Regions from separate parts of the Homo sapiens genome. Here regions 1 and 2 are each linked to region 3. The links are chromatin loops, found by intact Hi-C in ENCODE. Cell type or tissue: natural killer cell. All regions are shown on one strand. Region 1 overlaps TNFSF11 (TNF superfamily member 11). Region 2 has its middle 25 kb from the start of TNFSF11. Region 3 has its middle 47 kb from the start of LINC02341.

The links. Peaks named below come from ENCODE experiments on the same cell type or tissue, not always from the same donor. Only the 100,000 strongest peaks of a DNase experiment are listed, where the experiment ranks them.
Region 1: it touches region 3 in a loop (15-fold over the local background); 3 of 110 quality-filtered maps call a loop at or near these places.
Region 2: a loop joins it to region 3, with 8 times the contacts of the local background. A loop is called at or near these places in 4 of 110 quality-filtered maps.

The regions. Positions count from the first base shown.
Region 1 is chr13:42,580,026-42,582,525 of GRCh38, forward strand. TNFSF11 (TNF superfamily member 11) reads left to right here. Exons shown (of 5, transcript NM_003701.4): 2 at 1,101-1,268. Among named protein-coding and RNA genes, the nearest start is that of TNFSF11, 7.1 kb to the left of the region's middle. RefSeq lists an enhancer at 912-2,111. In natural killer cell, no CTCF peak of the experiment used is centred here; no DNase peak of the experiment used is centred here; H3K27ac peaks cover 1,206 bases.
Region 2 is chr13:42,547,455-42,549,954 of GRCh38, forward strand. No RefSeq gene overlaps it. Among named protein-coding and RNA genes, the nearest start is that of TNFSF11, 25 kb to the right of the region's middle. RefSeq lists an enhancer at 1,897-1,946. In natural killer cell, no CTCF peak of the experiment used is centred here; a DNase peak (open chromatin) is centred at 1,517; H3K27ac peaks cover 1,918 bases.
Region 3 is chr13:42,376,378-42,378,877 of GRCh38, forward strand. No RefSeq gene overlaps it. Among named protein-coding and RNA genes, the nearest start is that of LINC02341, 47 kb to the right of the region's middle. RefSeq lists an enhancer at 1,632-1,711. In natural killer cell, no CTCF peak of the experiment used is centred here; DNase peaks (open chromatin) are centred at 1,514 and 2,214; H3K27ac peaks cover 1,652 bases.

The sequences.
Region 1 (2,500 bases), 200 kb after region 3:
TTAATTTTTAAAAGAGAGAAAGAGACTTGTCATTAATTTGACTGAGCTTTGTAATCTCACGTAGCTTTTCTTTTTCGCTTAGTTTGTACATGCTAATAAGAAAATGCAGGTGAAGTACCTTGAATATTTAACAAACAAAGAGGACAAGTTAAATTCTCATTATTAAAACAGATGATAGCTAATTATTGTTACCCTTTACTTCACAGTTGAAACCACCACAAAGGCTTGGAAGGAGCAGGCAGACAATTTTAAAGAGTAGTGATTAAAGATATTCTAATGCTGGACACCTATTCTTAACAGGCAATCAGCTAATTACTCAATGGGTATATTTTGGGTGGGACAATTCCTTACATTACAGGAATCTTAGCATCCCTCCAGCACACGTCTGTAATATCTGTTCATGCAGCCTCCCCACCCTAACGTGATGACACCAAATATCACCTGCATCCATTCCCAAACACCCGCTGACAGGTATACCATTCCAGCTTGAGAAACACTGATGAGAGGGTCAACAAAAAAGACAGATGACACGTCTGACTTCAAGTTTTGTTTGGAGGTAAAAAAGTGGATTTTTCTCTCCCTTCTTTGGCTGATTAAGGAAAAAAGGCCAGGCCAACATGGTGGTTAAAGATGATGTTGATTTCGCCTGTTTTATATAGGTTTCATGCTCTGAATTTCAAAGTGGGCCTCATAATCCCATCTAGCATGTTGCATATAGTTGATTTAAAGACAAAAAGCTTCCTCTGCCTTCAGTGACCACATGTGATTTCCTTGGTGCCCCTCCCCTCTATGAACACTTTCATGTTGTTAGACAAGTTTGACAATTTCCCCCATGAATCACGCACATACACTTCTGTCATTGTTAAAAGCCCATCGCAGGACTAACTGTGCCTTGTCCTGTGGATGATAGTCAGTTACTCGTTCAAATGAATTAGAAGTCAACGTTTTCACCATCTTGAGGTTCATTGTATTAACTATTCATTGTTGGGGACATAAAGACTCTTGCGAGTATGAATTTTTTGTTCTTAAGTCACACTGTATTAAATAGCAGGATGACTAGTGATAAGCACTCTAACGTCCTTACTGTTTCTCCTCCTCAGATGGATCCTAATAGAATATCAGAAGATGGCACTCACTGCATTTATAGAATTTTGAGACTCCATGAAAATGCAGATTTTCAAGACACAACTCTGGAGAGTCAAGATACAAAATTAATACCTGATTCATGTAGGAGAATTAAACAGGCCTTTCAAGGAGCTGTGCAAAAGGTAAGTCCACATCGAGGCTGATAAGTCAAGGGCCCTTGCTGACTCTACCAATACTGAAAATTAAAACTGGCTAAGTGCTGTTGACTCTGCTCTTTTTATTCTAATAATTTGTAAAAGAGCTACAGGGAATGCTTTAAAGAGATTAGCAGAATTATTTTGAAGTTGGTAGTGATTGATTATGGCAATCAGGGACGTTCATGCAAATATTCTTTTCTTTCTTTTCTTTTTTCTTTTAAAGAGGAGGGATTTAAATTCACACTTAAATTCACACCTTAAGACTAAGGTGGCTGTGGCCTGTCTGTGAGTCAGTATGCTAGTTTGAATTCCCTGACCTAAAAACCATCCGCTCAGTTCACAGGACTTTCTGGTAGCTGTTTCCTTTCTGTTTGGCTTCGTAATGGCAGGGCCCCTTATTCCACATCTGTTGATCCAGGGCTCTGATGAGAAGCAGTTGTAACTCTTGGTCCTTTGCTGTCATCTGTGGTGAAGTAGGCAGAGCAGGAAACAATGTGAGATGGAGATTCTGTGTCCGTGTTCTCATTTTCTGGGAGAGCTGAGTGACAAGAGAAGAGTTAGGGACAGAGAAGACCAATGACTTCTCTTACACCGACAGCCCCAGTTGGGAAACACTGTAATAACTGCCAGTTTTACTTTCCTGGACAAAGCCACTTGAGAATTCTGCAGCCCAAGAATTATTTTACTCACTGACTCCACCAAAACCCGGGTAGAACACAAACAGTGACCCCAGTGCAAAACCTGTGTGTACGTTATATACCTGCATGCATGCATCCACTTCTACATCCCAGCCTCTGTGTTGCAACTCCCTGGGTCTCTGGTCATTCCAGAGTAACTCTTGAAGTTCTCAAAGCCCTTACCTCTAAATTTAATTCTAATGTAGTTTATTTTTTAAAAATCCACATATAGTAATATAATTATTTAAAAAGAGGACATGTGTCAGAGGTAGAGGTAGGAAGATGTAGCTGTTTTGTAAAGCCAGCTAACAAAGGTGAACGTCTGTAATACCATCAGAGGTAGAGGAAGGAAGATGTAGCTGTTTTATAAAGCCAGCTAATGAAGGTAAACGTCTGTAACACCCTGATAGTTGAGATTTGCTGTATTTTATCGAATCTAAGTTACCAATTTTCAGCCTACTTTGTTATTTCATGCATCACTAAGAAAGAAGAAACTGTTGATTAAAAAAATTAAACATGATCATCATAGGTTCTAGAGGT
Region 2 (2,500 bases), 170 kb after region 3:
AATCCCCAGACATTTCTCCCATCTCTTCATTTATTTCCCCTCTAACTCAAAGTCTCAGGACTTGTTTCCCAGCCAGACTTCCAATGCAGACAGTTATGACTCTTAGCCCGATGGGCTCTTGGAAGGCTCAGCCTTTGTCTTTTCAATTTTTGTGTCCTGCACAGTATTTAGCATGGCCTTCTTCATACAGTGGATACTCCATAAACTGTTGTTGGACTTAACGCAGTATGTAGGTCACCCCAATGCAGGCTTCCAGGCAGTCTCCAGAAAGTTCACCAGCCTTCAGAGATGAAAAGTGGAGACTGGGAGCCTCACCCTTCACTTTCATTTCAAGCAGAGCCAGCTCATAAAGACAGAATCACTCTTTCTCATGTTTTTCCTGGAAGACAAAGTGTGGGCATATGATCACCAAGTGTGCTTTGTGGTCTCAATTTCACTGTCTACTAGCTTATAAGGTTTTATTTTATTTCTAGACTTAACTACTTTGAACTCCAGGAGGAATATTACAGCATGCCCTGGCAATAACTCCTTTACCTTCAGTCAGGTAACAAAATGACAGCTCAGATAGCATGGTGGCCCCAAACAGAAACAACATTCGAGATCAAACTGGAAACTTCATATGGTCAAAGTTTACTGACTTTCTCTAGATTGCTTTCTTCATAAGAAATGTGAAGGTAGCGCCAAAGCAATATACTTCCCAGCTTATGGGCCTCACTGAGCCTCAGTGTCCAGTTTAAAACTGCTCTTGATCCTTGTGTCTTGATCTTGGTAACAACAACTTCATTAGCAGCATGATCCAAATCCTATGTCCCTTTGCCATGGGATAATTCATTTTGAATTTGATAGAAATTATTCAGCCCTTTTAGCAGGGTGTAATTGTTTAGTGTTAACCTCGAGTCATTTGCCTGGGAACAAATCCTGGCTCCAGTACTTACTAGATCTTAGGGATCCTATATATGACTTAACTTTCTGGACTTCAGTTTCATTATCCATAAAATGGGAGTATTTATTTATTTTAAATAAAGGACTGGTGTCTAAAACTATTATGATTAATTAATTAGTCAATACATGTAAAATGCATTGACTAGGACCCTGAACATAGTAATTGTTGGATTTGTTAGATGTTATTATTTTAAAGTGATCTCTTCACTCAAAAAAGGAAATGGCAGAGAATTCTATTGGCTTTGTTGTGAACTCTACCTCTAATTCCTTTCCCTCTGCTTCCTTTCTTTTTCTTTTCAGAACATGTTGGAAATTATAAGCAAACTTGTAAGTGATGTATGTATATTTAGTTTCATAGACAACCTCAGTGTTACTTTCTGGCATTCTTCCAAAGTATCTTACAAGTTATCAATCTTGCCAGGACAGAGTGTGTTTTCTGACCACTTCCCCTTTGCAATTAAGGACTGTGACCACTCGCTTACGCACAGACTGAGACCAGCAGCCTTAACCCCAAAGGAGGTCAGAAACTCCCAGCTCTCCCCGCCAAGGGGGCTAGCTGAGAACCCGATACTGTGTGTTTCAAGGCTGTGGCTAAGGCTGTGACCATAGGAACTGGGAACACCCACCAACACCCTGTTTCCCCCAGCCCCACTTCCTTCGCTTCAATGCCATTAAGCATGGTTGCAGCGCCTTTGTGAATGTTTTGAGTAGAGTTAGGTTTCTGGTGTTTATTGTTGAATTGCTAAAGATTTGGAGAGAAGACAAACAGACAAACAGACATACAATGAAGCAGATGACAAACACCCCTGGACAGACTAGCACTATGAGCAGACACGCTCAGGACGACCCAGGGTCCTGCGGAGAGGTCCGGGAAGGTCTGGGCTCTCATCAGAGCCCCAGGATTTGGTCAGTTGCTCTGCAAATAAAACCTGCCTTAGACATCCAGCAAAGAGGCTTTATTTGCATAGGAGATTTGCCAGTCTGGCCTCCAAGATAGTAGGTCACAGTGAGGGTGGTGGTGAGTTTTCCTGTTTACTGTCTACCTTTGTGGACACATTGAATGTGGGGGCTGAAAGGGGTCAGCAAGGGCTGTCTCCTCTCCTGTTTTCAGATTTGGTGTCTCAGTGAAATCCAGTGCTTTGCCTCTTTGATTGTGCTCTGTCTCAGTGCTTCTCAATAGCATGTGATGTGCAGAGAAGTAAAAGAAATGAACAAAGATTTCTCTTCTGAAGGTGTGGGAGGGCATGGGAGTGGGGCTGGTTGGGCTGATGATGGAAAGGTCAGATTGCATTGTGTCGTCCACAGGCTTTCCAGCTGGGCAGGAAGGCTTCCCCCTCTGACTGCATCATGGCACTTCTTGTACATACTCACTTACCCACAGAAACTAAACTCCGCATGGATAGAGGCTGTGCCTATGCGGTTGGCTATTGCACACCCAGCATCACCACAGTGCCTGGCACTATCAGACTCTTCGTGCCTATTTGTTGAAATGTCTACAAATAGACTAAATACATATCAGTTGGGATGGCCTTGATTTAAAATATATTAAGCCCCATTG
Region 3 (2,500 bases):
GATTAAATTCTGGCCAATGGGATGTGAGTTGCAACTTCTTGCTAATACCCTTTAAAAAGAAACTGATTGCTCTGTACTCTCTTTTACCCTTCCTTTGGGGCAGAATAAAGAGGAGGTGCTGCAGATAAGAGCAACATTCTAGGGAATGTTGCTAGGGCAACAAGTGGAAACACTTGGAAAAGTGTATTTGGCTCTATAGAAATTAGATTTAATTTTTTTTAAAAACAGAAGATGATCCTGGGTCCCTGGAGGACCTCATGGAGCAGAGTCAGCTTCTTGGCCTTGCCTTACCCACAACCTATGTGCTCCTCTGTTAAAAGGAAATATTTTTCCATTCTGCTTGAGGCACTGTGTTTTGTGTAACTTTGCTACAGCAACTTGGGCTATGCCCTAATACTAGATGTGTTCTAAATTTTCCACACTTGCTGTTTTCCCATTGGATGAAGGGCTTGTGAGACACAGCATATGTTAAAAAAAAAAAAAAGACTTCTCTATTACTCTTTTTCAAGGTGGCAGACAAAGTTCAAATTCACATTATAGGCTCTTTTAGTATATTACATGTCCTCAGCACTGGTACTTGGTTCCCTCCCTCCCTCCCTTCCTTCCCTCCTTCCTTTTTTCCTTCCTTCCCCTCCTTCCTTCCTCCCCCCACCCCCTTTGTCTTTCTTTCTTGAGACAGGGTCTAGCTCTGTTGCCCAGGCTGGAATACAGTACGTCCCATCCTTGCTCACTGCAGCCTCGAACATCTGTGCTCAATGAATCCTCCTGCCTTAGTCTCCTGAGTAGCTAGGACTGTAGGAGCATGCCACCATGCCAAGCTAATTTTCTATTTTTGTAGAAATTGGGTCTTACTATGTTGCCCAAGCCGGTTTTGAACTCCCTGCTCTTGACCTCCCAAAGAGTTGGGATTACACACGTGAGTCACTGTGCCTAGCCAGTACTCAATTTCATTTTGAAAGTTGTATTTCTGTTTTATTTTTGTTAAATGGAATTAAAATGTCTGTGCAGTGTCTATCATAACCTAGTACAAAAGCAATAAAACTATTGTAAGCACTAAGCAATGTGGTCATTATTGACTTCTTTTTCTAGCAAAGGAAAGAGATAGGAAAATGGCTTTTGCATGGGGAATTTAATGTGTCACAGAAAATGATATAGAAGATAATGTAAATTGTGATGATGTGAACGCGGAGTAGTTTGTGTCGAGCATGATGGCCAATGGCAGCTAACTATGCCCTTCTGGAAACAGATGCACCCCTTTGCGTATATCAAATCTCCAAGCTGCACTGCACCAAAAGAACCCTGGGCACCATGTTACTTAGCTGGAAGGAAATGGGGAAGCTGTGGGAACCCCTATAAAACTCCCTCTGACATATTTAGCCTGTGGCTTGTGGGTATTCACTCAAACTCCAGGAGTGTGGGTTACCTTTAGTCAAATCTGAAGGAGTTTTGCATCTGTCACCCAATGCAGAGCTGAAGGAGAGGGAGCAGGTGTGAAATACAACCCAGACTTCCTTTTTAGTCCCAGTGGGGGTACATTTTTGTCTCACTGTTACCCTTGGTAACTCTGGGATGGTAAATAGTGAGATGAGTAATTCAGAAAGTGGAAACGGAAAGTGTTACTATATCTGCTACGAAGCTTTGCATCAGAAAAGTACTTCCTTTGCTTCTAAAGAGACTTGAAGAGTTTTGGGCTTCTTCTTCTTCTCTCTAGGTAGCTTTTTATTATCTCATGTTATAGTTACTTACATAAACGTATTGCTGGGAATTCTAGTAGCACAGGGATTATAGGAGTTTCCTGTGATTTAACTAAATCACTGGTGTCTTCAATACCATGTCCATGCTTCCCCCACAAACATCAGAGAAAATGACTTCTTGGCATGGGAAGTTTATGAGTCCAGAAATAATCTATATTTAGTATTTTTGGCATGGAGCCCTCCATAATCTGGCTCCAGGCTGCCTTATTCCTAGGCTCTGCCTCTTCCCTCCGTGTGATATCATATCAGATGGCAGAGGCAATGGAACCATCAGACTAGATTGTGGTTTTGGGCCACAAAGCATGACCCATCAGTCTTTCAGATTCTTAGTAGATGGGATGACCCCATGAGCTTTACCACCATAATTTTATTTTTACACCCATGAAAGTCATGGGCACTAGTTGGTGAGATCCAGAGGCCAATCCTGAGGTCCTGAGATGGTTCTCCAGGAGGGAGGTGCGTAGGAAGTGAGAGGTCACACTGTCTTCTCACACTAACCTCAGCCTCAGGGTGTGAGGCCAGCTTCAGAGGGGAGACCACAGTTCTGGGGCCCAGCCGTTTCAGCCACTGCCTTCTTGCCTTCTTTACTAAGGTCGTTAACAAGCATACTCATTAGTGGCAATTTCCCTGGTGGTTTTTGTGATGTGGGATTTGTTTGCTATGAAATGGCTGAATCCGCAAATCATTTAAAATAGTCAATCCTACTGGAGATAGAAATAACTCCTTGCCTGTGTTGATCCTAGCTA